Regions from separate parts of the Homo sapiens genome. Here region 1 is linked to region 2. The links are chromatin loops, found by intact Hi-C in ENCODE. Cell type or tissue: ascending aorta. All regions are shown on one strand. Each heading gives the region's core, and the rest is flanking DNA. Links, peaks and the distances in the headings are about the cores only. Region 1 overlaps LINC02250 (long intergenic non-protein coding RNA 2250). Region 2 overlaps ATP10A (ATPase phospholipid transporting 10A (putative)).

Region 1 (16,514 bases), core at 2,734-10,733, 110 kb before region 2:
TTCAAGCGATTCTCCTGCTTCAGCCTCCTGAGTAGCTGGGATTACAGGCATGGGCCACCACACTGGGCTAATTTTTGTATTTTTAGTAGAGACGGGGTTTCGCCATGTTGGCCAGGCTGGTCTCAAACTCCTGACCTTAGGTGATCTGCCCACCTCGCTTTGCAAAGTGCTGGGATTACAGGCGTGAGCCACCGTGCCTGGCTGACTGTGCATGTATTTAAAAGGATGAAGTAGTCTGTATGAACTGATAGGACATTATCACTGAGATCTGGTGAAGTGGAAAAAGTATAGCCAAGTACATGTGCACAGTAGACCACCATGTGAGTAGAACAAACAAACAAAAAATGACTGTAAAACCCTGTTGATCCATAGCTATCTCTGGTGATACAAGTACACAAGAAACTGGTTGTATTAGTTTGCTAGGGCTGTCGTTAACATAGTACCACAACCGGGTGGTTTAAACAACAGAAATATATTGTCCGGAGTCTGGAAGTCCAAGATCAAGGTGTCAGCAGGGTTGATTCCTTCTGAGGCCTCTCTTCTTAGCCTGTAGAAGGCCGTCCTCTCTGTCTTCCTATAATCTTCCTTCTGTGTGTGTCTGTGTGTCTCCTTGTCCAAATTTTCCCTTTGTATAAGAACCCAATCTAGTTTATAAGAAATTAAACTAAGGCCCTCCCTAAGACCTCATTTTAACTTGATTACCTCTGTAATGACACTGTCTCCAAATAAGGTCACCTTCAGATACTAGGGGTTGGGACTTCCACATATCTTTTTTGGGAAGATCCCAATTCAGCCTACAACACTGATTAGCAGTAACGGCCACAGAAGGAGGAGAATTGATGGCCAAAGCTGCGAGGGAAACTTGTTGAACAATTTTGACCTTTCTGCATATACAGCCTAATTAAAAATTAAAACAAGTTTAAAACTGCAGAAGAAAAGAATGAGGGTGGAGAAATGGCCAAATAACTTCACAAAAGGAAAGTGTTGTAGGTACTTGAGGTCAAAACAGCAGTGGAGCAGTGGAAGGGCATGGTTCAAGAGGTGAGGATTTAGGATGGGAAGGAGAGCAGGGTCGGTGAAGGAAAAAGAAAAGGTGTGAGTAGGGGCTTTGGGATACAAGATGTCAGAGCACCTAGCACTCACCAGTCTCTCAGGGACACTTGGTGACACTGGGGAGCCCGGTCCAGCATGAGTGTGGAATCTGTGTTCACCCCCAGCAGCCTGCCCCCTGGTCACCCCAACCACTGAGGCTTTTTTGGACATGGCGTGATGACCTGATTTGGCGTTTTGTTGTCATTTGGGGTAAATGTCAGAAGGTGTGGAGGGCACTGTGATGTGGACCCTGATGTGCTGCGCTTGCTGCTCCCACACACTACACTACTGCTGACGTATAACAAAAATGTGAATGGGCGATGAATGCCAAGAAGTAGGGGAAAATTACATAACAAAGACACCTCTTTGAATCCTTTGAATCTGAGCACTTTTTGGTAACCCTGTCCTTCAATAGGCATTATAGTATTTTTGTGGTTTGCTCTGCAGTTGAAAGGGAAGAAAAGACCCTTGGATGTTGCTGTCCCTTGCTTGGGATTCTGCAGATATTGTACTACTGTTTTGTTGCACAATGTACCTCCTGGTGTCAGACAAGGAAACCCTTATCTCTTCTGCGAGTGGAGACAGATGGTTCTTCCCAGAAGTCAATGGTCAGTTCTTCCTTATGGAAGGACAAGGAAAATTCATGTCCTTTGGCCAACTGATGGCTCCATTAACAACCTTCAAAGCCTCTGCAAAAACCGTAGTCTCAACCAGGATGTTGATTTACTGGTCATGGCAAGAGTGAAAAGAAAAATCCTGGGATCTGTGGTCTGAAATATTTTTAGATGGTCTAAAAGGGCAAGACTTTAGAACTCAGTTTCAGTTCAACTAAAAAAACATCCTTTGACTGCCTGCTGCCTACTAGATTCTGAAATAAGTGTTGATGAAACAGCAAGGAATATGACATGTGGAGTTTTATCCTTCAGGAACTTTTAATCCAGTGGAGAAGAGATGTAAACAGGTGTCGTGAGTTTAAATCCAGCACACAACTCTACTTTTGTAAAACTCCGTTTCCACTTCAAGTCCCCCTCCCTGCTTTTGAGGCCTCACATGGCGCAAGGTCTCCCTGCACAGGTGGTTAGACATCCACCTGGGGCTGTACTAAGACACTCCCATTCCCTGAGGCCCTGTCAGTGGCTCTTCTGGCCCCTTCTGATCATCCCTGATATTCCAGCCCTCTTGGGGTGACACATCTCTCTGGGACATAGACAACCTTTTCTCCTGGGCACTGCAGACACTGGGTGTTCCAGCCATAGAGGATCACTTCCTACGTGGTCGTTCCTGCCTCTCTCCAGGAAGGTGTGATGATGGCCTCTGTCTGAAGTCCTTTTCTCCACCACAGTCGTTCCCACACAGAAGACGGCCTTGGCTGTGCAAAGCCATCCCCTCCAGCTCTCCACCGTCAGGGCTGCTCCCTCCTCTCCCACAGGGCTGTCTTGAGCCCCAGTAGTCCCCTAGTGGCCCCACACACTAGAGGCTTTCCTTAAGGAGCAGCGGCATGGGCTGGCTTCCCTCTGGCAGCTCCATGGCACTTTCTCTCTTGCCTGTCACCTCGTCTTTGCCACCTTAGCATAGTCACCGGCTTCCCTGTAGCTCTGAAGGCTCACAAACTCTTCCTAGTGTCTGCAGAAGTTCCTGCGAGTTCTCTTCAGTGGTTTTCTACGGAGAAATAAGCAGTCTTAAGACAAAACAAAAAGAAGAACGCTTGTCAGTCCCTCAACGCCGAGGGCCGTCTTAGCCATGTGAGCTCTTTGGGGCCTGGCTTTTCCCTTTTTAGCCTGGCCATGAACTCCTGGAACAAGATAAGTCCGCTTATGCCGTGCTCCGTTGCATACTTCCTGCCTGTGGTGACAGTCATGACATTTTATTAAGTAAGAAGACCAGGGAAGACCTGCTGAGGAACAGGCTTTGGGTCTGAGATCGAAAGGTTGCCTAGTACTGAGAACCTTGCAAATGGAGCAACAGAGTGTTCTGTGCAAAGTGGCATGCGGTGCAGAGGAAGCGTTACTACCTGATGTTGTTTCATATCGTTATTTACTAAACAGTTAATTGTCTTTCTTGCTCACAGTGGATTCCACAGCACCTACATTAGTGCCCAGCACAGCAAACATGTGTCAATAAATATGCACTGGAAGGTTATTCATTGCCCAAATCAAATTGGTGGGCACCTTCTCGGCCGATCATCACTGTCTCAGTGATGTCTAAACCACATTTAGATACCAGTTGTCCTAGAGAGACGCAGCACTTTTGGCCGTGCTTCTCTTTCCTCACTCTTGGCCCTTTCCTCACTCTGGGCACCCTGCAGCTGACAGCCCACTTGGCTCCAGGAGCTTGGAGAGAGGCGTGCTGACCTCTGCTCAACAAGGGCTTGTCAAGAGCTTTGTGAAATCCCTGCTTGGACAAGTAGCCCGGAATTCTTATCAGGAAAGGAGGTTGTGGAAGTGGGTGTCATGCTGTCACTATCTCTGATGTTGATATAGGAGTTAAGAAGAAATTATTTAGGTGGATAGTGAGGTAAAGTCGTCCTTGGTAAGGTTTTCCTTTTAATGAAAAGCCGCCCCAAAATAATTTCTTTTCTATCAAACAGCAGCCTCTAAAATCACTTTGCAAACATAGGCAAGCTGGAAGCTTGTGGGGGGGAACGCTGGGAGCTGCACCAATAGGAAAAGGCTAGGTGGGGAAGACATGTTCTGTGTGGCTGCTCCGTCTTCTCCTTTCCTTGTCAATCACATACACAGTAGGGAGCAGGCAACATGGCACTGGCCCAGTACAGACCACATTTGCATAATACACCATTCGGGTAGGGCTGCCAGCCTCTTGCATGCTTTGTAAATGTTGTGTCTGGAATTTGGTTCTTTCCGGTGGGTTCTTGGTCGGGCTGACTTCAAGAATGAAGCCGCAGACCCTTGGGGTGAGTGTTACAGTTCTTAAAGATGGTGTATCCAGTTTGTTCCTTCATATGTTCCGATGAGTCTGGAGTTTCTTCCTTCTGGTGGGTTCGTCCTCTTGCTGGTCTCCAGGAGAGTCTTCACTTCTGACTCTAAAAGTGAAGCCGCAGACCTTCGCAGGGTGCATTACAGCTCTTAAAGGTGTCACGTATAGAGTCGTTTGATCCTCCCCATGGGTTCGTGGTCAGGCTGGCTTCAACAGTGAAGTTTGTGGTCTCCATGGCTTTAGGAGTGAAGCTGCAGACCTTTGTGGTGAGTGTTACAGCTCATAAAGGTAGTGCAGACCCAAACAGTGAACAGCAATAAGATTTATTGCAAAAACCTGAATGATAAACTTTCCACAGTGTCGCACAGGACCCAGCAGATTGCCACTGCTGGCTTGGGTGGCCTGCTTTTATTCCCTTATTTGGCCCCACCCACATCCTGCTGATTGGTCCGTTTTACAGAGAGCTGATTGGTCCATTTTACAGAGTGCTGAGTGGTCCGTTTTACAGAGTGCTGATTGGTCCGTTTTTATAGAGTGCTGATTGGTGCGTTTGCAAACCTTTAGCTAGACACAGAGCACTGATTGGTGCATTTACAATTCTTTAGCTAGACAGAAAAGTTCTCCAAGTCCCCACCCGACCCAGAAGCCCAGCGGGCTTCACCTCTCAATGTCACAACGGGTCCAACCAATCTTTGGGTCATGTGTAAATCAAACACCACCTCTCAAGCCTGTCTATAAAATGTGGTGCATTCTGCCATATGCTGGAAGTCCCATTGAGGCGCCCCTCTCACTTGCAAGAGAGAGAGCTATTCTCCTTCTCTTTCTCTTTCTTTTGCCTATGAAAGTTCCACTCTTAATCCCATTCCACGTGTGTCCGTGTCCTTGATTTCCTTGGCATGAGGCACCAAACCTTGGGTATTTACCCCAGACAACAATGCCGCTTCAGTGTTATGCTCCTGGTTTGGAAATTAATCACTTTGTGTGTGTGTGTGTGTGTGTGTGTGTGTGTGTGTGTGTAGAAGCAGGTTAATTTTTAAAGACCTTTATTTTCCTGGCTTCATTTTATTTTTAAGAAGAGAATTAGGAATCTTTTCTAGTTAAAAAACATCTGCCCTTGCCATTCTGTATACTTATGGCCAGATCCCGGATGCTGCTTTATCAGTTTGTGTTCTCTGCCTCGTTGTTTTAGGCTTGCATTTTCCTTATTTCACTAAGGGTCAAGACTATCGCAATAAGGGAGAGAGACAGAACTCAACTCCAAGTACAGCAATGACATCTGGGGATTTGTAGCCAACGGGCAAGGAGACAGGATCAATGGATGAAAAATTACTAAGAGGAATTTGATGAGTTGTCAAAGGTGGGGATTGAAACTGGGCTTAGCAGGCCAAGGACAAGGCTTAGTTAAGAAGAGGGTTCCAGGAGCCTGGCTAGGAGGGAGTCCTTATCAAAATTCAGTGACAAAAGAAGCTTGGTATGCTAGAGAACAGTTCATGTGGCATTTAACTCAGGAACTCTGACATGAACTAGACTATTGTGATCAGGGGAGGAGGCATAAGAAAGGGGCTGCACAGATGTCCTTGAAATGTAGGGTCAGGGGAGTCAGGAAGGCCAGAGAGAGACATCACCTGCTGGAGCCCTTGACCGTCCCTGCAGGGGCGAGAACTGTAGCCTGAAGAGGCAAAAGACAGATGGGTGGACTGTGTTTTAACATGGAAATGGCTCCTTTTGATCTGGCTGGGCTACCAACGTGTAACAATGGAAAGGAACAACAAGGCATCAGGCATGAATGTGATTGGTGAGCCCAAGGCCGACCCACAGAAGCCCTGTGGGCAGTGCCCTGTGTGTTTTTGAGAGCTGTGTCAGCTCCGTGGAGGAAGCAGGAGCTTGCAGGCTCATCCCCAATCTGTGTCTTGGAGGATGAGGGCATCCAACCTGCCTCCTGCATGGGCGAGTGCCAGGGCATAGCCTGCTTGAGGGCAGGTGAGGTCGTCGGGATGAGAGAGTCATTTTTATGGCCCTAAATTCCACGACTAAATGTATTCTCATTATACATTTATGCTTTTTAGAGAGCACGTCACAGAATTGAGCTCATTTTAAGCAAGGTTTCCACATGTTTACATATATTTCTGAAGCTAGATGGAAAGAAAAGACATATGGGGGAATTCCAAAAGTGGCTTCTGCATGCTGCCCATTGAACGTTTGCTCAGGAACACTGCACTGATAGTATCGTGGGTGGAGCCAACAGTTATCCCAGGAGAAGGCAGAGCCTGGCGACCCTGACCCTGGGACCCTGGCACAGGCCTGAACACTGGCACCCATGTATGGAAGGTGGAAAATGCTTCCAGGTGCCTTTTGAGTTCCAGATGCCATTGAAGACAGCAGAGAGGCTCAACCCAGCCAGTAGACCTTCTACCTTCATTGCAAGGATGCTTTTTAAATCTTTACTTAGAAAGTTCAGTTCCTTGGCTCGCACAAAGGACAATGTGAAGAACAATTGAACTGCTGAGAACATCCAGATTCGACAACATTCGGAGAGACAGTCAGTGACTGATGAGAGGAACCAGCTTATATTTCTGAAGCTTGGAGGCCTGCTGCCAGGACTCTTATTTAAAACATGCCTCAGAATAGGCCACTGTGGGCGCCAGCAAGACTAGCCTCAGAATACTTTGGAATAACCCCATGCTTTCGTGGCCAAAGCTGTATATTTTTGGATGCCAGGTTTCTATTTGAAACTTGTCACTGTGACCTGCAGACTGTGCTGGTTTGTAGCTGCTGCCAATCGCACAGTCGGTGAGTTTTTCTCCCTGAGTGAGGATCCAGAAATGCATGCCCAGCTGAGCTCCCAGCATATTGATAATCTCCTCACCCCTTGAATGAAAATGATAACAATTGCTTCAGTTAAAATGTCAGATGCTTTTGGTTAAAAATAACCACAGAAATCCTAATTTTAGCTACCTCAACCACAAAGGGGAGTGTTGGCCTGAATCACAGTCTGGAAGGAAGATCCAGTGATAGGTGTTGGGGCACAGGAAATGATTCCCCAAAATATGGCGCTTTGGCATGCGGAGTGCTTTGACAATTGAAAGGCCTCCAAAATAAGCCTTAGGGTCAAGGTTTCTCTCTGACTTTTTCCCCACCTCTTTGTCTCCCTGATACTCTTTCCTGAAGCACCAAGAGGGACTCTTCTCTAGAATTTCCTTATCTAAGAAAGCTTAAATGCAATTGTCTTAAGACTCCCTCCTTAGGAATCTCATTAAAGAAGCAGGACGATCAAGCACAGAAGAGAAAAGACTCAGAGTCCTCACTGTGCCCAGACGGACTTTTCATCTATTCTTCTAAGAGCAGCTCCAAGAGATTACCTGGGGGGCTTTACCTGCAGAATAAGACAACCTTTGTTCCTGTGCAGCTCTGACCCCACTTTCCCAGAGCATCTGCCTCCTGCCTTTGGGGTCCATTCATCTTCCCTAATGATTTCCTGCCCATCAAAAGATCATCTACATTTCCCATCACCTCCACCCCTAGGAAAGGGTAAATGAGCTTCTGTAGGGCACCGAGTAAGTGGGTGATCACTCTGTGATTGTCCCCTGTGCACATTAATACATTTGTTTGTCTTTTTTCTCTGTTAATCTGCCTTTCGTCAGTTGATTTTCAGCAAGCCTTCAGAGGGCCAAAGGGAAGTTTCTCCTTCACTCCTACATAGGCATTCCTAGCACTTTGCAAAATCTCCTTCCCAGACGTGAGACCCCTTGGAGTTAAGCATATTTCAGGACCAACAATAAAAATGATGTGTGTTACTTTGGGGGAGCATTAAGAACCAGGGTGTAAGTCTCCACCTTTCTCCCCATGGCAGGTCATCGTGGAGTCACACATTGATATGAAGGTGCACAGGACAGCCTGGAATGCACTGCCACCCATCAGGGAGCACAGCCCTGGAGCCCACGCAGGCCCACAGCTGGCCATGAGTGAGAAACTAACTTTTGCGAGTTGATGCTGAGGTCATGGTTTGAGATCACCCCATCTTCTTGCTCATCCTGACTGGTAGAGTCTTCAGGGTGGGTTTCATCCAATGACTCAACAATGACCCCGTGGACTGGCTCTTTCTGTCCCTCTGCCCTCTGAACCACGGCAAAATGGCTTCTGTAGTTCCAGAGACTTAAAGTCTGGAGCTACACTACCCAGAAGGTGCCTACAGCCCCGCTTCCATCACACTGGCCAAAATCAGGCTATAGGCCCATTTCCGAAGCAAGTTTTTCATCCAGGGAATGCCATAGACTTGGGTAAAGGGCCAGCCACTGGGGTAAGATCAGGCTGTGGGATCGCATAAATCCTATTAGATGAATCAAAGCCAGCTCCTGTAGGGGGGCATGAGGCTATTGTACCCTGAGGCACATAGAATAGGGGAGGGGTTAGGGAGAAGAGAATGAGGTGTGGGTCGGAGATTAGGAGGCAGGGAAGCAAAGTCATGTGCAGGGTGAACATGAGCCTGTCAAGATCCACCCCAAGGCCTTCCTAACTTTCCTGCAGCATGGCACACATTTCATTTTTCTCAAGATCAATGGGGCAGTGAACTTCTGAGTTCACAGTGAAGAATGAACCTGTAAAAAACAAAATAAGCCAGGCACAGGAAGACAAATACAGCATGATCTCACTTATATATATGTAATCTGAAAATGTTGAACTCGTAGATATGGTGAATAAAATCGTGGCTAGCAGGGGCTGGGGCATGGGGGAAGGGGAATGGGTAGAGGTTGTTTAAAGGGTACAAAGTTTCAGTTACATAGGAAGAATAAGCTTCTGAGATCTATTGCACAGCATGGTGAATATAGTTAATGTATTGTATATTTCAAAACCGCTAAAAGTAAATACCAAATGCCTCACCACAGAAAATGATAAGTGATGTGGTGGACAGGTTAATTAGCTTGATTTAATCATGCCACTCCAAACTTCACATTATACTTCACAAATATATACAATTATTATTTGTCAATTATGCAATTTAGATTTTTTAAAAAAGAAATTGTAAAAACAAGTTTTACAAAAGGCTCTTCTAAGTCCATTAAGAAAATGAAGGCCAAGTATGGTGGCTTAATGCCTATAATCCCAACACTTTGGGAGGCCAGTGTGGGAGGATTGCTTGAAGCCAAGAGGTTGAGGCCAGCCTGAACAACAAAGTGAGTCCCCATCTCTACAGAAAATAAAAAAAAATTAGCCAGGTGTGGTGGCATGCACCTGTAGTCCCTGCTACTTGGAAGGCTGAGGTGGGAGGCTGAGGTGGGAAGATGGCTTGAGTTCAGGAGTTTGAAGCTGCAGTGAGCTAATATCGTGCTACTGCACTCCAAGCTGGGAGACAGAGCAAGACCTCAGAAAAACAAGATCATGAAAACATTCTCTCTTATCTCCTTCCAGAATTGTTTTAGCTTTCACATTTAGGTATATGACCCAACTTAAACTAATTTTCATTTTTAGGGTAAGATATGGGTAAGGTGTTTTCTTTTTTCCATACAGGTATCCAGTTGCTCTGTTTATTATCCAGACCATCTGTTTCCATCTGAATAGCAGCAGCACCTTCGTGGTAAACCACATGTGGGTCTATTTCTGGATCCTCTGTTCTATTCCACTGTTCTCTTTGTCCATCCTTCCTCTAATACCAGTCTATCTGAACTACTGTAGCTTCAAAAGAATTCTTGAAATCCTTGAACTTTGCTCTTCTTCATTAAGTATTCTGTTTCTTTCAGGTCCTTTGTCTTTTCATATATATTTTAAAATCAGCTTCTCAATTTCATCTCTTTAAAAAAACTGTTTAGCTATATCTGAATTCATCAAAAGATACGGGAGGAATTGACATCTAAACAATACGAACTTTTCAACCTCTAAACATGGAACATCTTTTCATTTATTTTGGTCTTCTTTCATTTCTTTCAGTAAGGTTTTCTAGCATATTAATCAGAATTCTCCAGAGAAACAGAAACAACAGGATGTGTATATACAGTGAGATTTATTTTTAAGGAATTGGCCTACAAGACTGTGGAAGCTTGTAAGTCCAAAATCTGCAGGGTAGATTGGCAGGCTAGAGACGCGGGGGAGAATGTCAGTCCAAGTTGCAAAGGCAGTCAGCTGGCAGAGTTCCTTCTTGCTCAGGAGAGGCCAGTCATTGTTCTATTGAGCGCCTTCAGCCGACAGGATGAGGCCCACTCACATTATGGGGGGTAATCTGCTTTACTCCCAGTCTATCAGTTTTGGTTAATCTCAACAAAAACCACCTTCACAGAAACATCCAGAATAATGCTTGACCAAATAACTGGACACTGTGACCCAGCCAAGTTGACTATAAAATTAGCCAGTGCAAGTCCACCCCTTGTCATCTGGGCAGCTATACACATCTCCTTAAACCATACTTAATTTCCAAACAAAGATGATAACAAGGCCATCTTTCACCTATCATAATTGTCCTGCATACAACCAAAAATGCACTAACTCCCTCCCCAAAAGAGTATGCAACGTCCTCAGGTGATGCTTATGCCTCTCGATAGCCTGCAACTTAAATACTATGATGTAAAGTTAACAATACAGTCATGTACCATATAATGACCTTATGGTCAAGAACAAAACTTATATACAACAATGGTCCCATAAGATTATAATACTGTATTTTTACTCTACCTTTTCTATATTTAGATATGTTTAGATATACACATACTGACAAGTGTGTTACAACTGCCTACGGCATTCAGCATAGTAACATGCTATACAGGTTTGTAGCCTAGGAGCAGTAGGCTGTACCATATAGCCTAGGTGTGTAGTAGGTGTACCATCCAAGTTTGTGTGAGTACACTCTACAATGTTTGCATAACAATGAAATCACCTAATGATGCATTTTTCAGAACATATCCCTGTCATTAAGCAACACATGACTATACTTAAATACTATGATAAAAAGTCAATAAGAGGATAAGAGAGGGAAGAAATGAGATATTTTCTAAATATACACACACATAAACAAACATATTCATAACAAAATAAGGATGAAATATTCATAACAATTAAAAATCCTGGTTTCTGGAACTGGTCACATGATCATAGCTGGTGCTTACAGCTACCTTCTTCTACTGCCATTCTGTATCCCCTTTACCCTCAGCTGGTTGTGTTTTTATACAGGGTAGAGTGATCCAAATCTTAATTCCCGAAGTGTCTGAGCCATTAGTAGTCCTGCCTGGATTGGGTTGGTGTAGTTTTCCATTGACTTTAACCACAGGGCATGGTAACACTAAGAGACGTCCTAAAGGAGTTTCTGTATTCTAGACATACTCTTTCTTACCTCCATTGTGGAGTAGTACTCCAATTTCTGCTTGGTAGTGAGAATCAACCACCCCAATCACCACAGTAACTCCCTTATTTGCCTACTCATTCAGAGACCTGAGGACTCTAAAGTGGCGGGGCAGCCGTCTTCTAGTTCATTGGAATCATTTTTGTGTCTCTTAGTGGAAGCCTTTTTTCCCTTTGGAACTAAGACCTTTATGCCAACAGAGTAGAAGTTCACAGGAACAGGAGGCAAAAATTTTGCTGGGGAGTGAATAGGAGTAATAGGGAATAGTACAACTCCCATTTCTACCTACCCCCTGATTCCTACCCATGAACCTGTCATAGAAACAGCACCATATATTAAATACTGATTCGGATCATATACAGCCTCCTGGAGAACCTTATCCTAGCCCTGCAAGGTATTGCCAGAAGCAATGCTGGGTGGAATACCATGATGGTGGATAAGGCATCCTATAAGTCCATGGATGGTAGTTTTGGCAGAAGCATTGTGTGCAGAGAAGGCAGATCCATTTCCAGGGTAAGAACCTATTCCAGTGAGAACAAAACACTGCCCTTTCCATGATGGACGTTGCCCAAGTGTAATCAATCTACCACCAGGCAGGCTGGCTGATCGATCTCCCTGGGGAATGATGTGATTCTGTGGACTCAGTGTTAGTTTCTGCTGCTGGTAAATTGGGCACTTAGCAGATGCTGTAGCCAGGTCACCTTTGGTGAATGGAAGTCCATGTGACTGAGCCCATGCATAGCCTCCATTCCTGCCACCATGGCTACTTTGTTCATGAGCCCACTGGGCAATGGCTGTGATGGGTGGGGAAAGAGGCTGACTGCTTTTGTTTTGTCTGTTTATTTTATTAGTTATTGAGAGAGGTAAGTTAATATATCAACTATGATGTGGATTCATCTCTCTCTTTAGTTTCTGTAAACTTTTGTTTCATATATTTAAAAATTATAATATTAGGTGCATACAAAGTTAAAGTTGTTATGACTTCCTTTTGAATTTACCTACTTACCACTACGAAATGTTACAATCTATCTCTCAGAATATCTTTAACTTTGAAGTCTATTTATATTTTAATTATTAATGTCACCATGACAGATTTCTTTTGATATGTGTTTGCATGTTTTTTCATCTCTTTACTTCATCCTATCTATAAATGTATATTTGAAATATGTTCATTGCCAATAACATATAGCTTGGGCTTTTAAAAATAGCTGACTCACTTTGTATTTTAATTGGTGTATTTAGTCCATTTATGTTTAATAATAATATATAACTGATCTGGTTTGTTTGTTTATCATTTTGCTATTTGTTTTCTATTTGTCCTGAAATTTATTTTCTTTTTTCTCTGTTCCTGCCTTCCATTATATTAATCAGGTATTTAAAAAATATTCTGTTTTATCTTATCCATTAGGATTTTGTTATACTTATAACAAAATGTTATAGTATACTTTATCTTATAATGCACTTCTATCTTATCTATTAGTATGTTATTTTTTTGCTATAAAAGATTAGTATCAATCTTTTCATCATTACACTAGAAATTTCAGAATGCAATCTTACCTTATTATGGTCTGCCTTAAATTAGTATTTTAACACTTCCCCAATGGTCTGATAACCATGCAACAATTTAACTCCATTTACCATCCCTTCCTTTTTTGCTTTTGTTGTCATGTATTTTATTCTACATAAATTATCAACTTCATGAAACATGTTTATAGCTTTTTTTAAACAATAGATTTTACAATTTATACATGTATTTACTCTTTCCAGTGCTGTTCACTTCTTGAACGTCTATCTCTCTGTAAAGATGTAGATGCTTGAAACAGTGGGATCCCTCCATGACAATAAGGAGAGAGATGTGGCCAGTATGTGGCACACCGAAAGATCCTGAGAAATTATGGACTTGCAGAACCAGCCCTGGGACTGCCAGCATCCAGGCTTGTCATTGAGTAAATCTGTCTACTCCTTTATGTTACCAGTCACTAAAATACCTAAGCTAATGCTCCAACACTACCATTCTCGCAGTTATAACCAGTCTCAAAATATGGGTCATTTAGATTCTTCTATTTCTCTCTCTCCCCCCACCCATCACCAATTATTGATGCTAAGGGTTTTGCCTCTACCCTGCCTCCCACAGCAGTCCTTTATTTCCATAGTTACACCAGACTAGAGTCTGGACCCAAGTACCTCTTTTCTGACACTTTCAACAGCCTCCTCGCTCTTTTCAGATTTCTCCATGAAATCCATTCTACATTCTAAGATGAATATCTCTTTAAATATGGCATTCATCTTCAAACCAGCAGTTCTAACTTTTTGGTCTTAGGAACCTTTCACATTTCTAAACTTATTGAGAATGACACGAGCTTTTTTTGGTGAGTTATACCTTTTGATAGTTATCGTATCTACAAATTAAAACAGAAAAATGTTTGAAGTATACTTACTAAGTCATTTAAAAATACCGAGAGTAAACCCATTAAAGGTTAAAATAAATAACACTTGTTATGAAAAATAACTATAACACAAATAGTGAAGAGTGACATTACATTTTTCAAATTTCTGTAATGTCTAGCTTAGAAGACAAAAGAGTTCTCATATCTATTTGACTTGAGATATTCATGCTGCTGAAATATTTTGTTTTAGTTGAAGTTGATGACTAAAATCCAGTTGCATATAGTATTTGAGGGAAGGGAGTATTTTAATACATTTTTATGGTAATTATAGATATGCTACTTTGATACTACCCTCGAACTCAACAATTGGTAGCTTCTTAAAAGTTTTGCAATGTAGATTCTGAAACCATTTCAATAAATTTGTTAACTGTACATTAAAATTAATTGGTCTAGTTTGTACTTTGGATGGATCTTTTCCTCATGCCTGATTGTGTAAAATTATGTACCAGACACTTGGAAAATATTAGTTTACTGAATAACGCAACTCTTTCAAATATTTCCACGTTTCATTATATATTAAAAATTGCATTTATTGATAGTACCACCAATCTTATAAAAAATTTAAGCATTGGGAAGTCATCAAGCTCATGGTAGCAGATACAAGTTTTCCAAAATTTTAATTTTCATTTGAAAACTTAAATGTAATCATTAGCAACAAATACTAATTCCTGTCAGCTGTTTCCCTTAAAGTAACAGGCTTACCTTATTCATTTTCAGGACAAGCCTGCTGTAGGGGAGGGAAAATTTTCCCATTACCCTTCCTCTGAGGATTTGATAATTGAGTTTATGAAATCAACAGACATCAGGCAGATTAGCAGGAGAAAAAGTATACAAATGTATTATGTGCGTGGGAACATCAAAGGAAAGAAAAGTGAATACCCTCAAACCCAGTGAGATCTAGAAACTTACATACCCTCCTCTTAGGAGAGAGGGTAGGAGAGATGTAGGCAACTTAGGGGACAGTAAATTACTTTTGTAAAAGATGGGGTTAGAAGAGGAGATAACAGCCTGTGACAAAGCCTGTGTGTGGCATCAACTTCTACTCTCCTCTCCTGTGATAGGAGTCAATCTTCTTCAGTCGATGAGATTCCTTGGGGATGAGATAGATGGCAGTTCAATTCCTTTTGGAGGATCTGTCTCTAGGCAGATAGGGGAGTTCAGAGACAGCCCCTCCCTGCATTTGCCGTTTCCCTGGTGCCTTCAGTTTGAAGTAATCAGCACACCAAAGTGACATATTTTGGGGTGGCATTTCCCAAACTCCTTCAACTCCCAAATACGCAAACCTAAATAATCACCATTTGTCAGTTGTTCTTTCAAGTAAAAATTGTGTTTCATGAAAAAAGCAGGTGGCTTAGCTCACAACTCAAATAATTGCACAAGTCCTTTCCTTCAAGGTAACCATCCTACTTTATTATGTAGCTGCAGTACGTGATGTGTACTTCCCATCTTATCACACGGAATGTTATAAAGTTGTGTACTCAAGAGTGGAGATTTAAAAATTTAAACGTGTTTTTTTTTTTTTTTTTTTTTTTTTTTTTTTCTGATTCACTAGGACTTTCTTTAGTGAAACTGGCTTTTTTAGTTTTCCGGCAAGTATTTGTACCTTGACTACTAATACAGTTTGGCCTCACTTTGATTTGTGCTAAGTCACTGCAGTTTCACCCAGCATTGTGTTTACACCATCATTGTCAGGGTTAACACAATGGAAAGTCCAAATAACGTCCAGAAAAATAGTTTTGGCTTCGCAGACACTTTGAAAGGGTCTTGGCGACCCCCAAGAGTTGACAGACTATACCTTGGGAGCCATTGAGCTAGGTCATTTCAGGTCTCTCCAAGACCTAAAGAACAAATAACTCATTTTGTAAATCCAAAGTCTTTAAGTGAGGCCACAAACAGGTAACCTGAAGATCAAATCTAGCCTGTAGACATGTTTTATTAATATTTGACTAACTTAGGGTTCTTTAAAAATTTGAATTTGAAAGCCCTTAGGGCAGTGTTTGTTGATAAGCACCACTCCTCATCATCTCTCCCCAATCTAGCTACATTCATGTGAATTGCTCATCTAATCACTAAAAGCAAAGCCTTATCCCAACCTTTGCTTCCAACATCTCCTATTACTCCTTCAAACACACCCTTCTCCTGAGGCTCATTGCTCCTGTTACTTGGAATGCACCCTTTACTTAACCACATATCTAAGTTTTTTTTCATTCTGCAAAATTAAACTTGTCACCCGTCTCCCCTAGAAAACTTTCACTGGAAACTCTGATCCAGGTGACAGCATCCCTTCAAGTCCTGACTAAAGACTGGGCAATGTCACTCCTTGGTTGGAAAGTCACATGCTACCTCTGACTTCTTGTGAATTGTTACCTTTTCTCCTTATTTAGAGTTTCATAGTATATGTTTGCTATGGCTTGGATGTCTCCTCCAAAACTCTTGTTGAAATGTAGTTGTCAATGTAATGGTGTTGGGAGAGAGGGCTTTTAGGAGGTGATTAGGTCATGAAGACTCTGTCCTCATGAATGGATTAATGCCATTATTGCAGGAGTGGGTTACTTACTGTGGGAGTGGATTCCTGATAAAAGGATAAGTTTTGGCCTCCATTTTCTTGCTGTCTCCCATGCTGTCTTTCTCTTCTGCCTTTCCTCTTCTGCCCTCTGCCCTCTGCCCTTCCACCATGGGGTAATGTAGCACAGAACCCCACCAGATGCTGCTGCCAT
Region 2 (16,514 bases), core at 4,914-12,913:
TCCGAATGTCTGCACACTTCAGATTCAACTGGACCCCTTTGGGTGTACCCAGAGCTTATTTGCTGCTGTGATCTTTACAGTTCCCTTTCATATTGGGCTCAGATATGTTGAATGTATCCGACTAACTGAGAATTTGAACGAACAAAAAAGATGATGGGACCAGATAGGCAATTACTGCTGGAAAATCATGACCTTCCCAACTTCAGTGTTCTCTGCCCCAGAGGCAGGTTTTCATTTTAATGTGAAACTTCAGCTACTGTCTTGGAGGGGGTGGACTTTTCATCTTCCAGATCTGGGGAGGAAGGTTATATTGAGCATTATGGAAGCCGCTTCAGATGCAGATTTTAGGAAGACCCAAGAGAAGAAAATAGGACTCTATGACATCACTTCCATATGGAAGGGAGCTTGGAACAGATTTCCTAGTGCACAGTAGTCTTGAGAGAAGTCACCATGCTGTCTTCCTCGTTCCCACTTGCTCTGCCAGGAGTGATGCCCAAAATACTCCTTCTCGATTGACACTACAAATATATCCCTCTCTCCCAAGAAGCTCATCATGGCTCTGAAGTTCCCAGTTCATGAAAGCCAGGAGTGATGCCCAAAATACTCCTTCTCGATTGACACTACAAATATATCCCTCTCTCCCAAGAAGCTCATCATGGCTCTGAAGTTCCCAGTTCATGAAATTAAAATTTATCACTATAGTTTTCTTCCCCCGCTCTGAGACAGAGTCTTTCTCTGTCACCCAGAGCTGGAGTGCAATGGCACAATCTCAGCTCACTGCAACCTCTGCCTCCCAGGTTCAAGCAATTCTCCTGCCTCAGCCTCCCGAGTAGCTGGGATTACAGGCACATGCCACCATGCCCGGCTAATTTTTGTATTTTTAGTAGAGACGGGGTTTCACCATGTTGGCCAGGCTGGTCTCGAACTCCTGACCTCGTGATCCGCCCGCCTTGGTCTCTCAAAGTGCTAGGATTACAGGCGTGAACCACTGTACCCGGCCTATCCCTGTGGTTTTTAAGGCTGTATCAAATGGCTCCATTTTACCTCTCTGGGCACATTTTACACACAAATGACAAACATAATCATAATCAGCAACATAATAAGAAGTCTGTAATTCTTTGTTATTTTATGTATTTGTTCGTTCAGAAAATATTAAGCACCTACTGTGCGTAGGGCACTGTTTTAGTAGCTGGGAATACAATGGTGGATCTAACTCCAGTCTTCATGGGACTTATAATCCAGAAAAGGATCCCAATAAGAGAAGAATCTCCATCCGGTAGAGTGTTGGGTGGTCCAGATGAGACACACTCAGAGATGGCAGAGATGATGTCTTACAGGGACTGACCATGGGCTTGAGGCCCCAATGAGGAGTCAGCCCAACAGTCTCTGGATCATCCCGCAGACACTCAGGGTCCAGGACACTAGCAAGACCCCAAGTGAGGCCAGGCCAGCAGGTAAACAGGGTCTAGAGCCCATGAAGCATGATGGTGAGAACAGAAAACAGGTGCCTGCCGTGGGCTGACGCCCTGCACCCAAATGTCTGCTGAGGGATGGTGCTGGTCCAGGGCTTCCTGACCAAGGGAGGTCCATACACCTGGGTGGGAAAAAAATATTTATTGCCACTAATCTCTAACCAAAAGTTAGCATTTCTTTCAGTTATAAATGTGCATAATAAACGACTGTTACAGTACTGGGAGGCAATGTTTGACAGATTCAGCAAATAAAAAATACAGGATGCCTAAATAAATTTCAGATAAACAAAATTTTTTAGTATATCTCACGCAATATTTGACACATACTTACACTACAAAAGTTATTCATTGTTTACCTGAAATTTAAATTTAACTGGTGTCCTGTATTGTATCTGGCAACCCTCTGTCCTGGGGACTCTGTCCCCAACAGCAATCAGCTATTTCCATTCACATTATGCTTGTTGCAATTATCCTGACACACATGTGTGCTCACTATTCCAAAATTGCAGCAGCTATGAAACCAGCTTCCAGATTATTTAATGCATTAATGATGCACATATGTTGTCATATAGCAAGTTGGTTTTTTAAAACTTATTTTGCTGTTTCAGTGTCATTGGTTTTCTCTGTCACCTGATATAGTTAATTTCATGCACTTAGAAGCATGAGTGTGAGGAGTCCATGGTCTTCTGCAGACGACCTTGGGGATCCACGGCATGAAGACAGGGAAAGCTCCAGCAGTGCAGTACCCGTCACCCCTTCTCCATGAGCACAGGCCTGACGGCATCCCCCACGTGCCCCCGAGGCCACACTCCCTGTGCAGTATGCTGGCCCTGGGGGAAGGCTGCCGGATCCTGTGCGGGCCCTGAGAGCCCACATGTTGACAGCCCTGATGTCGGCAGTCAAGGTAGCAGGAGCCTCGCAGCCTGTACACGTGGATGACAGTCCTAGCACACCTTCCAGTGGGTCCAGGAGCCCCCACCGCCCCAATCCTTGCAAAACCTTCCCCTCACAGAGCCAAGGTTCGTCTTAAAGGCTGGGCAGGGTGAGGAGACTTGGGGATGAGAGCAAGGAGAAGCAGCCCTACTGAGGAGCAGCCCGAAGAGTTGCTTGGAGGGGACGGGATAAACATTAAATTGTTCCTGCTACCCAGTGGGTGAGAGCAGACGGGCAGGAAGGGCAGATGATTCTAGAGAAAATCCACCACATTTGCTGGTCCCAGTTTTGTCCTCATGGTGCATACCACTGTGTTTATCTCTGTGTATGTCTGGAGCCCTGGGGCAAACCCGTCCCTCCCTCCCTCCCTCCCTCCCTCATCCCTCCTTTCTTCCTTCCCTCCCACACAACTCCACTATGCTAAGCCCCTTCTTGTTACTTTGCTTTGGGTCCAAGCCCAGTGCCTTCTCCTGATGCCAAGATCACATTCTCACCCACTCTGGTTTAGCTCCCCCCACCCCAGCCTGCCCTCCCTTCCTCCCCCACCAATGCCAGCCTCTGCCCCATGTGGCCCCTTCGCAGCGCTTGTTGACACACCTGACACAAAGCTCGTGTCTCCAGTAACGCACCAAACGTACCCAGGACAGGGCCCAAGTGTGAAGCCGTGAGCGCACTGAGGGTGCTGCAGGGGCACCCAGGCCTGGCACAGGCGTGCTTCTCAGTGCACATTTGTTGAATGCGTGAATGAATGGATGAGTGAATTGAATTAAACAGTAGGTGCCACATGAACCCTGATTTAGAAATAACATGGGGCCCACAGGAATTACCTTTAAAGTGTTTATTTTAATTTATCTCCAAAGGCCAGGATTTGAGAAAGACAATCGGTATGTCTATGCACAAATGGAATTCATATTTTTGACTTACATGTGGAAATTCCTGTTTGCAGAACCTTTCCTCCACCAAGATCCTAGAATGTAGTCAGGAAGACTCATGCACCAGCCTGCCTGGGCTCTAGTCCCAGCTGCACCGCTACTGCCATGTGACCTGAGCACGTTAATTACCCTTTCTGGGACTTGATGTTTCCCATCTGCACATTGGGTGAAATTAGAATAAATTTTACAGGCTTTTGTGAGGGCTGAGGCGGTCCATCTGCATAAATCACTTTGATGGATGTCTGCCTCATCATGAGAGACACGTCAGGCAGGCGCTTGGAGGGTGCTGGTTCATTTGGTTTTGAAATGTGTGGGTGTCACATCACATTAGGTGGCCGATCTAATGGCCCTAAGGGAAGGACCTGAATTCCTATCCCAGCCTCCCCACACCGCAGTCAGCTGACTCCAAAGCATAGGGATGCAGGCAGAGATGAAACCGTGTATAAAATACATTTATTTAGATCCAAGAATACGGTTAGCATCCAGCTGCTCCTCCCTCCACCTAACTGTGTAAGAACCAAGCTGCCACACAGAGAAACCTTGGTGCTTCTGCTTCGAGAGAACCAAGTTCATATCATCTCCATCTTAAACACTTTTGTTAAAGCCGCATACCGAGCACACGTATAGCCATGGTGTGTGTGTGTGTGTGTGTGTGTGTGTGTGTGTGTGTGTGTTTGAGGGTGGCATTTGGTAAAGCCCTCTCAGAGGTTACTTACATGCACCTTCAGCCTGTGGGCACTCACTCACCATCACTTTGCTAGACTGTGCTTTACACTGTGCTATGCTTAATAAGAGCACATGGAAACAGCTTTTTAAAAAAGGTGATTATATGTAACTACATATATATGTGCATTTAGGAAAACATGGGACAGTTGTCTTGGAGACAACATCCTCATTTAAAGAGACCACTCTTAGCCCTGGGCTGGGGTCTCTGCATTTGATTCCCACCCCTGGCTGGATTTGGGAATCCCTGTCAGGGCTGGGGGAGGGAACGAGGGAACCACCAGAGGGAGGGGACATGTGATCCTGGTTCCTTGTGCAGGATCCCCAGCAGGGAGGCTGCAGACAGCAGCAGCCGCAGCCCCACGTGGCCAGCCCGCGTGAGAAATCCAGGCTGAAAATAGCCTAGAGCCTCACACTCTACAGCTCAGGGAGGCACGATTTTTCCTGTAGGGTTCAGAGCAGCGTTAGGAGAGCACTGATGAAATTGCGGCACACCAGAAGCATTGGCTTATTCTTATATGTCACTGGAATACACCGCAGGCTTGCTTTTCCTTTAACTCCAGTGCCTTCTGATAAATCTGGAATGTGCATTGAGGAATGCCGGGGCGGGGGGGCATTTCCTGGGTTCGGGGGCTGTGAAGACCTCTCCCCAAGCCCCTGCAGAGACCAGGCTTTGTGTACACAGCCTCTTCCAGCAGGAGGGCTCCCAGTCTCTGAATGTGTCACGTACACTTCCTTTCAAGGGATCACTATGCGGCTGCATGCTTAGGTGTAGCCGAGAATTGAGCTCCTTCTTCACACAGAGGAATATCGTATTACCTTTCTTTTTTCAAAAAACAATGTATATTATCTTCAGCAATAAAACTGCATGGTTTGCTCTCAGGGCATGATTCAAGAACAGACCAAATAAAAGGGGCCTTGGAGGATCTTTAAAAAATTCCAGTTTTAGTGTATAGACCTAATGGAACCTCCTTTTATTGAATCTATTTATAAACGCTCAATCCAATTGCGTGGATTTGGAAAGCTAACATTTTCAACACGAGACAGCTGGTGGAATGTGTGCTCTTAGTTCTAAGAATAGGTAAATCCCAAGGAATATAGCTGTGCTTCCTGTTGTGAGATGGTGCAGATGTTCTAATAGCGAAGATCAAAATGACATTTGCCAGTTATGAAAATCATCCTCAATTAACCGTGAAAAATACTGTCTCGTCTATCAGATAATTTCTCCCTCTCTCTCCTCTCTCATTTCTTGTATGGGATTTTTGAGATGGAAACTCCCCATCTTAGTGGGAAGGGAGGGGATAAGGGGCAGAGAAATAAGAAGCGAGTATAAAGTATACAAGATGCTATCATGAGGCAGTAGTTCCTGCAAAGGAAATACAGTGTGTGTACAGCAGAAGTGTCTGGCTTAGGGTTGGGGAAGGTGTCCCAGTTTATGTCTGCAGAGGCCGGCCGGGTGCCCCAGGGGAGCTGTCCTGCCCAGCGTGGCTCTTCTGATGGCTTCCGAGCCCCTGGCTGTCAGCCCCCAGTTTTCTCTGAGAGAAAGTGGGAGCTAAAAATAGCAGAATGACTTGCACTGGACCTCCACATCCACGTGTTTCCTGCATCTCCGGCCATAACTCAGGACAGAGATTTATGGCCACCTGGGTTCCAACAAGTTACTCAGGGTTTCCCAGTCAGAGCAGACACATTTGCTGTCATGTTGATTTTACAAGGAGATGAACTTTCAGAGGCTCTGAAAGTGAAGGGTGATGAGGCAAGCCCTGCCACCAAGCAGGCTCAGGCTGGAGGCTCTGGAAGCCTCTCTGAGCTCTGTCTCGGAATCGAGTGCTTTGAAAATATTTTGATCTAAAATTGTATTCCCTAAGGTGCTCTTGCCTCTTTTTTTTTTAATTAAAAAATTGTTGTGGTAACTTGCACATACATCAAATGTATCATTTTAACCGCTTTAAAGCATATAGTTGGTTCCGGGGCCTGAAGTACCTTCATGCTGTTGTGCAACCAGCACCACCATCCATCGCAGAGCTTTTTCATCAACCTAAATGGAAACTCTGTGCCCATTAAATACGAACTCCCCTTTCCCCTTCCAGCTCCTGGCCACCCCCATTCTACTTCCTGTCTGCACAAGTTTGACTACTCTAGGCACCACATGTAGGTGGAGTCACATCATCTGTCCTATTTTTTTCGTTTGTTTGAGAAGGGGTTTCACTCTTGTTGCCCAGGCTGGAGTGCAACGGCACGATCTCGGCTCACTGCAGCCTCCACCTCCTGAGTTCAAGTGATTCTCCTGCCTCAGCCTCCCAAGTAGCTGGGATTATAGGCGTCCACCACCACGCCAGCTAATTTTTGTATTTTTAGTAGAGACGGGGTTTCGTCATGTTGGCCAGGCTGGTCTCGAACTCCTGACCTCAGGTGATCCACCAGCCTCAGCCTCCCAAAGTGCTGGGATTACAGGCGTGAGCCACCGTGCCCGGCCCGTCCTTTCGTGACTGCCCTCCTTCACTCAGTTTCCTGTCCTCTAGGTTCATCTGTGTTGTACATGTGTTAGACATTCCCTCCTTTTAAGACGGAATAATATCCCCTTCTATGTAGAGTCCATATTTTTGTTTATTCATTCATCTGTCGGCCGACATGGGCTATGTTTATCTGTTGGCTATTGTGCAGAATGCTGCTATGAATATGGCAGTGTAAATATCTGTGTGAGTCCCTGCTTTGAATTGCTTGGGTAGGTACCTGGAACTGTAACTGCTGGATCAGATGGTCATTCTGCCTTTAATTTTGGGAGGAATTGCCACATTGTTTCCCACAGCAGCTGTGCCATTTTGCATTCCTTCCAGCAGTGCACAGGGCTCTGGAGCTTCCACATCTTCACCAGCTCTTGTCATTTCTTCATTGTTTAAATGATCCAGAAAGCCTTCTTAATGGGGGTGAGGTGCTATCTCACTGTGGTTTTGTCTTTCTCTATTGATTAGTGATGTTGAGTATGCCTTGACTATCCTTGTTATGAGATTTTATATGAATGATTACCAAAACAATGGAAAAAACTCTTGTAGGATATGTTTGGTGGTTGTTTTCGAGGGTAGACCGAGGGTAAGGGAAATCATGGTGCCTGGGAGGGAGAAGGGGTCCTAGGGCAAGACGAGGTGTGCGGAGGGTTACTAGTTTAAGGACTAACCTGTGGTCACTGCTCCTGAGACACTTGTACGGATGTGTGCACGGCCACATCCCAAGCGTAACATCCTGGGGTGGGACGAGGAGAAGGAGGGTCACAGGGGCAAGGGCCAATGAGCAGGGCCAGTGAGCAGCATGCAAAACCATACCCAGGGCCCCTCAGGGGCTCTGAGGGCTGCAGGGTGGGCTGCCACTCCAGTGGTCAGCCGTCAGGATGAACTGGAATCTCATTCCAACGTGGAGGGTGGGTTTTACAGGAGCAGCCCACTCCGGTTGAGCGAGGTAGCTCAGGCAAAACCTGCTGGACTCCCCCTATGCGCTGGGCAGGGGCGGAGGAGGCCCCTGCTACCCACTGTCATGGACACTCCTTGGCAGAAATTTCAAACAAGCGTCGAGGAGAGGTGGGGCTTCCTGGGTGTCGGTCTTATACAACTGCTGCTCCCGTGCAGCAGCCAATGGCTTTCAGCTACATCAGCTGCAAAAGAGGTACATTTCTGTCAGAACTGTCCTCATTCTGCAATTTGCTCTCTTCAGTTTCAAACTACTCTAATGTGTCCTCACATGTGTGGCCACACACATAGGACTTTCACAAGCATGAACTGGACCCGACAGCTGGGGGACGACGTTGCCCTTCCAAGTGACGGAGATGTCACTCTGCAGTGGGCCGGGCTTCCAGAGTAGAGCGTTCTGAAGGACTCACCCTTCGTCACTGTCACCCAGAGAAGGCCTTGCATGCCCTTTCTTGTCTGCTTTGGCTCATTTTTGAGACTGCCATGCCCAGAAGTCCTGAGAACAACAAACTATTTTTTTTTCTTTGCATTTAAAGAAGGGAGGGGATGGCAATGCTTCTCTCTGGGAGTCTTTGGTGAAATCCACAATTTCCACTGGGCTTCTTAGCCCTGTCTTGGCAGCCTGGCTGGGCTGCCTCAGTGCCCCACCTGTCCAGAGCTGTCCTGCGTGTGCAGGTGCCGAGGGAGACAGCTGTGAGTGTGTAGCAGTGATGGGCATTCACCTAGTGGATATTTCCCGGCTCCAGCTGTGCTGTGTTTGGGCCACGGAGTGTGATGGGAGACAAGGAGGTTGCGTGTCCCTGGACAGTTACCGCTGTTACACTGATGAAAAGAACGTGATGGCAAGCCTTGGTGTGTGTCCCCAGCCTGGGACGCTCTCCATCAAAGTGCATGTGGGCATGAGTTGCATGGTGCCCTGACGCCCCTGCAGGGTTGGAGGGCAAAGAAGAAGCTCACCCAGGTCCCCTCAGGCTTGCTGGGTGATGAGGCAGAGCCACCCATGCACCGTGGGGTCAGGGCTCTGGAAGTGTTTTCCAAACAGAATAACCATGGCAGCCTCTTGTACCCCAAAGGCCTGAGAGTGAGTCTTCATCACAGGCCTTGAGCTTGGACAAAGGAGATTCAGGATGAGAAAGACGCTTGGCACTACCTGTCTACACACCTCTGCTGTCTTCCCAGCGTAGGGACTGCTGTTGATAATAAATGACGTCTGGTTAACTCAGACGGCCCAGCTAGTCAGGATCCCCTTCTTTGTTTTATTTAGTGATTGTGTCCCTGGCCAGGCCTCTTTAAAATTCACGGCTTCGGGAATAATAAATAAATAAAAAGAAACTTCACAGCTTCATTCTGAAGGCATAGATGGGTCAGCCCTGGCTGTCCAGAACATTTTTGCATTTCTCTCTGGATTATTTGCTGGACAGCTGGTCTGTCTTACATTATTTATTATTTTTTTGTCATTTAACTTTGAGATGCAAAGTTAACATCTGTAAAACTAAAAAGATAGCCTTTTCTAAAATAATTAAATTATGAGCTAGGAAATACCACTTTCTGCAGTAAAGCACGAATCTGCCTGTGGCATTAGAGAAGGCAGCTGTGCTGAAAGCTGGAAGGGAAATGGGAGGACAGCCCGGGGCCTGGGGCCTCCCCAGTCTCACCTGGGTTGCTGTCGCCCTCCAGCCAGAGAGGCTGGGAAAAGGTGAAAAGCAGACAGGTTTGCAGTTCAGGGAACAACCTGGGCTTTGTGTGCCATTTTAAACAAGAACTGAGGATGCTGAAAATTCCTCATTAGGAAGAAAACCTTAAGAGCCGGCCGAAGTCTGCCCTGGCTGGATGGCTGTGGGTGTGCGCACGCTGCTCGGGGAATTTTGGAAGCCGCGGATGGTCTCCCGGCAAAGTTGGAGGCACATCGTGTACTGGTTGGGCCTGAGCCTGGGCCTGGCTCAGAAGGTGTTGGTTTGTGCCATCCCAAGTCTGAGCCATGTCGTACACTTTCCAGCGAAGGCCTCCAGCTGTGGTTTGATTAATGAGGACCAGAGAACAGCAGTACCATTCTAAGCGTCCTGTAAGCACTCTTGTCACTTCTGTTGTTCCAAAACACTTGCCCCAGGTTAGGTATAAACTAAGGTCAAGTAGTTCGAAAGTATTTTAGTGCTTTTAAATACAAACATGAGAAGGGATTCATTCAGTAAGACACCAGGTTGACGTTGTGTGAGAACAGGCTAGGTTGAGATAAAAAAGGAGTTGCAACAGGAAGATCCTCTGGGTGGGGATCTCAGGGCCCGTGTAACAGCAGCCACACCACTGAGAGGCCCTGGAGATGGCTTCCCTTCTGAGTGAGATGAACCCCAGGGGCTGGGAGGGAGGGAGCAACCAGGCTGTCTTCCCCAGAGCTTGCTCAGACCACCAAAGGCCATCATTTCATTAAAGAAAAACAAGGTCAGGCGGCGCTGGCTTACACCTGTAACCCCAGCACTTTGGGACGCTAAGGCAGGCAGATTGCTTGAGCCTCGGAGTTTGAGACCAGCCTGGCCAACACGGCGAAAGCCCATCTATACAAAAAATACAAAAATTAGCCGGGCATGGTGGCAGGTGCCTATAGTCCCAGCTACTTGGGAGGCTAAGGCAGGAGGACCCTGTGGGCCCGGGAGGTAGAGGCTGCAGTGAGCTGTGATCACACCCCTGCACTCCAGCCTGGGCAACAGAATGAGACCCCGTTGGAAAGGAAAGGGGAAGGGGAGGGGAAAGGGGAGGGAGAGGAGGAGGGGAAAGGAAGGGACCAAAAAGCTGGTGGTGACAAAGTTGATTTTGTGATCCACAAATGTGCCCTCACCCTGAGTGTGGGAAGCTCCCCTGGACATGGGCTCTGCAGCAGTGGCAGGGTGAACACTTATGAAAGTCTTCATGCCTTCGAGGTAACAGGTCCAAACAGGTGCATTTTCAGTAGAGATGCGAGGAAAGCAGGAGGAGGGCAAAGCTGAGTCCCGGCCCCTTACCGAAGGCACAGATACGATGAGGGCAGGTGCCTCCTGGCCAATGAGTCAGGGAGCCGGGACCCTCTCTGTGCTCACTCCTCTCCCAGGTCTCTCTCCCTGCTCCTCTCTGCACTTTGCACCTCTCCCCGCGCCTCCCTGGCCTTGCTTGGCTTGGGCCACTTCCATGTGCAGGGGAGAAGCTCTGCTTGTAGTTACATCCAAGCACTTGCAGCCATGCACACTTACAGCTGGGGCCTGCATTTTCTAGTCACAAATAAGGACATTGCCTATGTCTCTCTAACTCCTACACCCACTTTTTCTCTATCTATTCTATAAATGACTGAAAGACAGTCTGGGTATATTTGTGATTTGTCTATTTCTCCTTTTTGTAAATTTGAGTTTCACGTATTTTAAAGCTCTGGTTATTAGGAGTACATCACTTGGGCGATTCTCATGTCCTGAGAAGGCCTTTTTATCATTTTCAGGTCCCTCTTTATGGCCTGAAGTCTATGTTGTCTGATATTAATATAATTATGTCTCCTTTCTTTTACATATTGTTTATATATTAAATCCTTTTGCATCCTTTTACTTTCAACCCACTATCTTTATACTTCACATGCCTTCTTTTGAAGAATGCATGTCTTGTCATATTAGCCAGAGATTACAGAAAATATTAAATCATAATGGGTTACTGCAAGCAATTGTCCTTTACCTCTGATTATCACAGGAATGCCTTCAGTGTTTCAGGATTACCACTCATTCTTTGATTCTTCAAACATTTTCTCAGCACATTCAAACTGCTAGGTTCTGTGCAAGGTGCCAGGGATCCAAAGTGAAGAGGACATAGTATCTGACCTCCGAGAACTTAGAATTAATTGATTTTGACTTTGAGCTGGGCACACTGTACAATGTCAAATGACTAACCCAGCTATTTTGTTACCAAGCCTCAGGAAGCCAGCCTTCCTACTTATTTTAGATTTGTTATTAGGATTTGGTAACCTATTTCACCTACTGCTTTTTTGAGATAATCATGAAGTTCGCCCCCATATTATGTTCATTTTGACACCAAACTTAGTTGCTTGCCATAGATTGTTATTGTGGATTTCCATAATACTCCCCATCCTAAAGAGCAGCTGTCAATGCCATTTACAACATGTATTTCTCTAAACTGGCTGTGGGATGCATATTCCTGAAGCCAGCGCCAAGGTCATTCCGTTTCCCAAGAGCAAGCATCTACTCTCCAGAGGAGAAAGACATCCTCTGGAAAGAAGGTAGGTTGTCTGTGCAAGGATCATCTGGAAGCTGGGAATCTGGAACTCTCAGATACGCAGGTAAATATGCGTCTAGTCCTTGTACTTGGTGCTCGCAACCATTACCTTAATTCAGGGAGCAGTGTCACCTTCCAAAGGAGATTCTTTTCCTATGCGTTGTTCCAAGAACAGAGGAGGTGGCATCAGGCTGGGCAGGGTTGGGACGGCTGTCACCTTCGGTCCGAAATCACTGGCTGAAGCCCCCACCACCCCTTTGTCTCCCCATTTAACAGGGCATAGAGATTCTTCTGACGTCCACTCATGCAGCAGCTCAGGTGTTCTAAGGGAAGTGGACCTCTCCTCCCAGCTCCAGCTGGGAGTCCCAGTCAGCACGTTCCCCTCCATTTGCCAGTGAATGGTTCTGAGGATGTTGTGCAAGCTATGCAGGGTGAGGCTGAGGAAACCAGGACTCTGTTTGGAATGTGGAGAGAGGGGCCCTCTGTGTCTTCTGAATAGTGATGCATGGATAAGTCCTGGGGGTGACTCCAGCCAAGCATCCCCGTGAACAGAGGCAGACTCAGGACAAAGCTGTCCCTGAAAGCTGGGAGAAAAGCCCAGGTCTGAGTTGCTGAGTCCAGGCACCCTCTCTTGGGACCTACACTGAGCCTGTGCCTGTTTTTCTGCTTGACTGGAATGAGGTGCATTTTCTGTGACTTGCGATGGCCCACACTCATGGCTCATTGCAGAATGAGCCATGCTTTCCTGATACGCCATGCTGAGGAATTTCCTTGTCCTCAGATCCTATGCCCTCTCTGCATTGCTGTCCTCGAAGACAGCATCCAAAGAGGCCCTAGGTCCCTCCCACACAGCAGGGAGTACACCCTTCACAGTCCCGGTGCCGAGCAGAGCCAGCAACTAAGAACTGTTTGACAAAGTAGAAAGAAGGGCTCGGAAGATGACATGCCATATCATTGCCTTGGGTTGTTATCATTTCCTGCCCTTCCTTTTCTAGTTTTAGAGGGACAGAACTAATGGCTCATTACAAAAATGCCTGAAGACCGCTGAGCTCCTTGGCACGTGGTGCTGATGGCCTGGTGCAGGGTGCCATGGTGGCCAGCTGTGCAGCAGCTTTGGTATGTGCCATGCAGCTGTTTTCTTCATAGCCTCTAAAAGGACTTGCCTTACGGAAGTGCCCTGAGATCATACTCTGTGAGGTCAGGTATTAATCATTTCATACACCAGTGGTAACTGGACACACTGTCTTTGCAAAGTGAAAGTTGTTTATTGCTTGTTACGATTTAACAGGCAAAATACGACACCAGGGATGTAATACCTACAAGGCGGTCTTCCTGAAATGCCTGCCCGGAACAGAATGCTGGGATGCACTCAACTGTGAATTTTTCTTGAGGTCTTCCTTTCCTTCATCTGGATGAAGTGGAGCCCAGCCCTCCTGTGTCAGTGAGACTGGAAGCCTCTGGGGGCCATGTGCTCTGCCCTCTGCCATCTCTGCTCATTGTTCCCCCATGTTCACACCTGCCTGCATTAACCATGAGCAGTCACACATTTGTACTCAGTGCGCAGTCACACATGTTGAAGAAAACAAATCGTACTGCTTGTTCTTAAAAATGAGATGAAAAAATAAATCTAAACACACTTTTCAAGTGTTACTCTTCTTTAAACTTTTATATATGTTAAGGCTCTTCTTTTTCTTTTCAATATACTCTACTTAGAATTTTAAAAAATAAACTTTCTTTTTTGGTACCTCTTGTTTCCTGTATTAGCCTGGGAAACATTTAGAAATACATCTCCCTAGAACTCTTCTGTGCAAATAATAAACATAAATAATATTAACATTTATTTATATATATTAAAAAAGGCCATTTCAAGGTTTTCACTGTGACCGCCTTGAAGATGCTCCTATAAGTAGTCTGTGGTCTGGCCCTTGAAGTCCTGATCGGCCTGAGTGGGGCTGGACAGGAAGTCCACGTCCCGCTTGTCCATCTGCAAGCTGCTCCGTCCGGGAGAACTGTAAGACACTCCCCAGCCTGCTGACCAGCGACCAGGAGGAAATCCAGTTGAGTAAGCTGAAGGTAGGCAGGCTGAAGAGGGAAGACAGGGGGGTCACCCTGCCGGTGCTGGCAGCTCTCACCTTGGACTCCTCAGGACACCCTCCTGGACTCCTCAGGACAGCCTCCCCTGGCGCAGAGGACATGGGGGCCGGTGCGCTCAGCCCCTCCAGCAGGGTGTGCTCCCTCACTGGCATGCTCATGTCCACTGTGCTGGGCTCCCCGCTGGCCTCCAGGGAGCAGACCGGCTGCTGTGTGTGCCAAGAAGGCTGGGACAGGGGCACAGAGGTCTTGACTGTCCTCCCTGATGAGTGCTCGGTTCCCGAGTCCTTCGGGAGGCGTCCCTGAGCAAAGGTCTCTTTGGGAGCACTGCATCTCCTGGGGGACTTCCTGGTCAACTGACGTGCCAGCTGAAGTTGTGTGGGGAAAACCCTCCCCTGGAGGGATCTGAAAAACAATCTAGAAAAAGTACATTAAAACAAAAAGTTAGATATTCCTGTCGGTGGTGTCTTTGAGCTTCCAGAGACCCACATAGAGCAGAAGCAATGCCAATGTCGTCTGGGCTCACTCGGGGCTCAGAGGCACTATCCCGCTCCGACACCCACCTGGGCAGCAGTGCAGCGACAGGCGTCATCAGGCAAGTCAAGTAAAACACTGGGTCACCCAGTAAGGCTTGCATAGTCCAGTAAGGGTTGGACGGAGGATAGCACGTGGCACAAGACGCATTGTAAATCAAAGCCACGGTGAAAAACAAAAGGACACTGAAGCCACACGTTATCCAGTTGAGCCAGGTCTGAGGGGGAATGAGAAAGAAAGGGCTTTTATTTCCACCTAAAAGTGACAACAATGACAATAACAAAAACGTGCCAGTCATCAATGAGCAGGTGTGAGGTTCTGAGGCCTTCAGACACACTGCGGTCTATGACGCGGGTAACCGGTGGGGCTCAATGAGGCCTCCAGAACCCATGGACCGCCCTGGGAGATGCACATGAGGTGAGATGGAGTCAGGGGCGAGAGGGCAAGACAGGAGGGAAAGGAGAGAATGTGGTGGTGGAAGCGGGAAAGAGGCGGGAGGGAGATGAGCATGGCCGGGGAAGTGCGAGCATCAGGCTGCAGCGGCTCCCCACACCACAGGGCTCGGGAATGTGTCATTGTCCTTCTCATCACACTGAGGTCAGCTTTGCAGTCTCCTGTCTACTCAAAACGACCTCCCAGACCTCATGAATCTGCAGGGAAGTGTGGGGTCCACGGCATCAGTGCTCTTCTGAGACGTGGCCATGCAGGCGGCTCTTACCCAGGTTTTGGTTTCAATGCCCAGGTGGAGCAGGAAAGTGAGCAGCGCGATTGTCACAATAGGGGTCCCCCAGGTAAACAGGTCCACGTTCGAGTCATAGTAGGCCTGAAAGACAGTGGGGTCCTGGATCTGTAGGTCCCCGGATCCAGCTGGTAAGAAAAACTGCACCCAGGGGCCAACTTACCAGGTAAGGAATGGAAAAGCAAACCAGGCTCTGGAAGGCGGCGTCGGCCATGTTAAACCAGAACGTTCGTGGCCGGTATTCCTGGGACACAAAAACAATCAGTGATGTTACAGTGAAGCATTGGCATCCTCTGTGAAAGCAGTTAGAATAAAAATGGAGTCACTTGTGTTAAAAACAACAACAATAACAACAAAAACCCACCCTGAGGAGTAGAGCTGGGAAAGGCCATGAAGGGAGGGTTCTCATGCATAAATACCTGATAACAAAAATGATCATATCCACAGAAAAATATATCTATAAGGACATGTGCCCAGCAACTGTCTGTCCAACCTCAAACAGGCACCATCTTTGTCGTTTATCCTTGTAGTCAAGGAAAGAGCATCTCAAAACGATCATGAAATTTTTTCCTTTAAATACATTTGTCTTCCTTTACCTCGCTAAATATGCACATAGCTTACTACAGCACACACATTCCCATTGCAGTGCCCTATTCCCGAATAAACACCATTCTCTTTTAGAGAGCCTCTCTCTGTTTGCTATTTAGGTTGACACCTCGAATGACATTTCCTAGGATGCTACACGTAAGTTAATGCACAAGGCAAGCACCCAAGGAAAACTCACTCTCTCAGGACTTTTGGAGACGCGAGGCCCCAGAGGCCCGATGAAAAGCACTACCAAACACCTACAAAACTATCTGCAGCTGCGTCACTCACTGGGAACACCTGCACCAAAAAGACGAGCTTCAGTAGCTCCAGGTTCACAGTAAAAAGATGAAACTGGCTGGGTGCGGTGGCTCACGCCTGTAATCCCAGCACTTTGGGATGCCCAGGTGGGCGGATCATGAGGTCAGGAGATCGAGACCATCCTGGTTAACATGGTGAAACCCCGTCTCTACTAAACATATAGAAAAATTAGCCAGGCATGGTGGTGGGCGCCTGTAGTCCCAGCTACTCAGGAGGCTGAGGCAGGAGAATGGCGTGAACCCGGGAGGCGGAGCTTGCAGTGAGCCGAGATCACACCACTGCCCTCCAGCCTGGGTGACAGAGCGAGACCTTGTCTTAAAAAAAAAAAAAAAAAAAAAAAGATGAAACTGCTTTCTGCATCTTCCCAGGGAACATGTCTCTCAAGTAGGAAGTAGGAATAGCACCTGAAATTCCGGGCATTCTCCCCCAGTTTGAGCCCTTCTATTCCTTCCACTTTGACCAGTTTTTGCCTCTCTTGGTGGTG

Evidence for each region. A loop is a pair of places that touch in the nucleus more often than their neighbours do. Peaks named below come from ENCODE experiments on the same cell type or tissue, not always from the same donor. Only the 100,000 strongest peaks of a DNase experiment are listed, where the experiment ranks them.
Region 1: a loop joins it to region 2, with 2.1 times the contacts of the local background. A loop is called at or near these places in 15 of 110 quality-filtered maps.

Annotation. Positions count from the first base shown.
Region 1 is chr15:25,562,271-25,578,784 of GRCh38, forward strand. It overlaps LINC02250 (long intergenic non-protein coding RNA 2250), which reads right to left. Exons shown (of 5, transcript NR_187215.1): 1 at 16,355-16,514. Among named protein-coding and RNA genes, the nearest start is that of LINC02250, 8.3 kb to the right of the region's middle. RefSeq lists an enhancer at 1,177-1,741. In ascending aorta, for the core only: no CTCF peak of the experiment used is centred there; DNase peaks (open chromatin) are centred at 6,741 and 10,112; H3K27ac peaks cover 6,402 bases.
Region 2 is chr15:25,665,707-25,682,220 of GRCh38, forward strand. ATP10A (ATPase phospholipid transporting 10A (putative)) reads right to left here. Exons shown (of 21, transcript NM_024490.4): 18 at 15,288-15,368; 19 at 15,104-15,208; 20 at 14,415-14,602; 21 at 13,006-14,268. The coding sequence ends at 13,635. Among named protein-coding and RNA genes, the nearest start is that of LINC02250, 95 kb to the left of the region's middle. RefSeq lists enhancers at 7,001-7,709, 7,710-8,417. In ascending aorta, for the core only: no CTCF peak of the experiment used is centred there; DNase peaks (open chromatin) are centred at 5,675, 9,435 and 12,378; H3K4me3 peaks cover 1,047 bases; H3K27ac peaks cover 7,821 bases.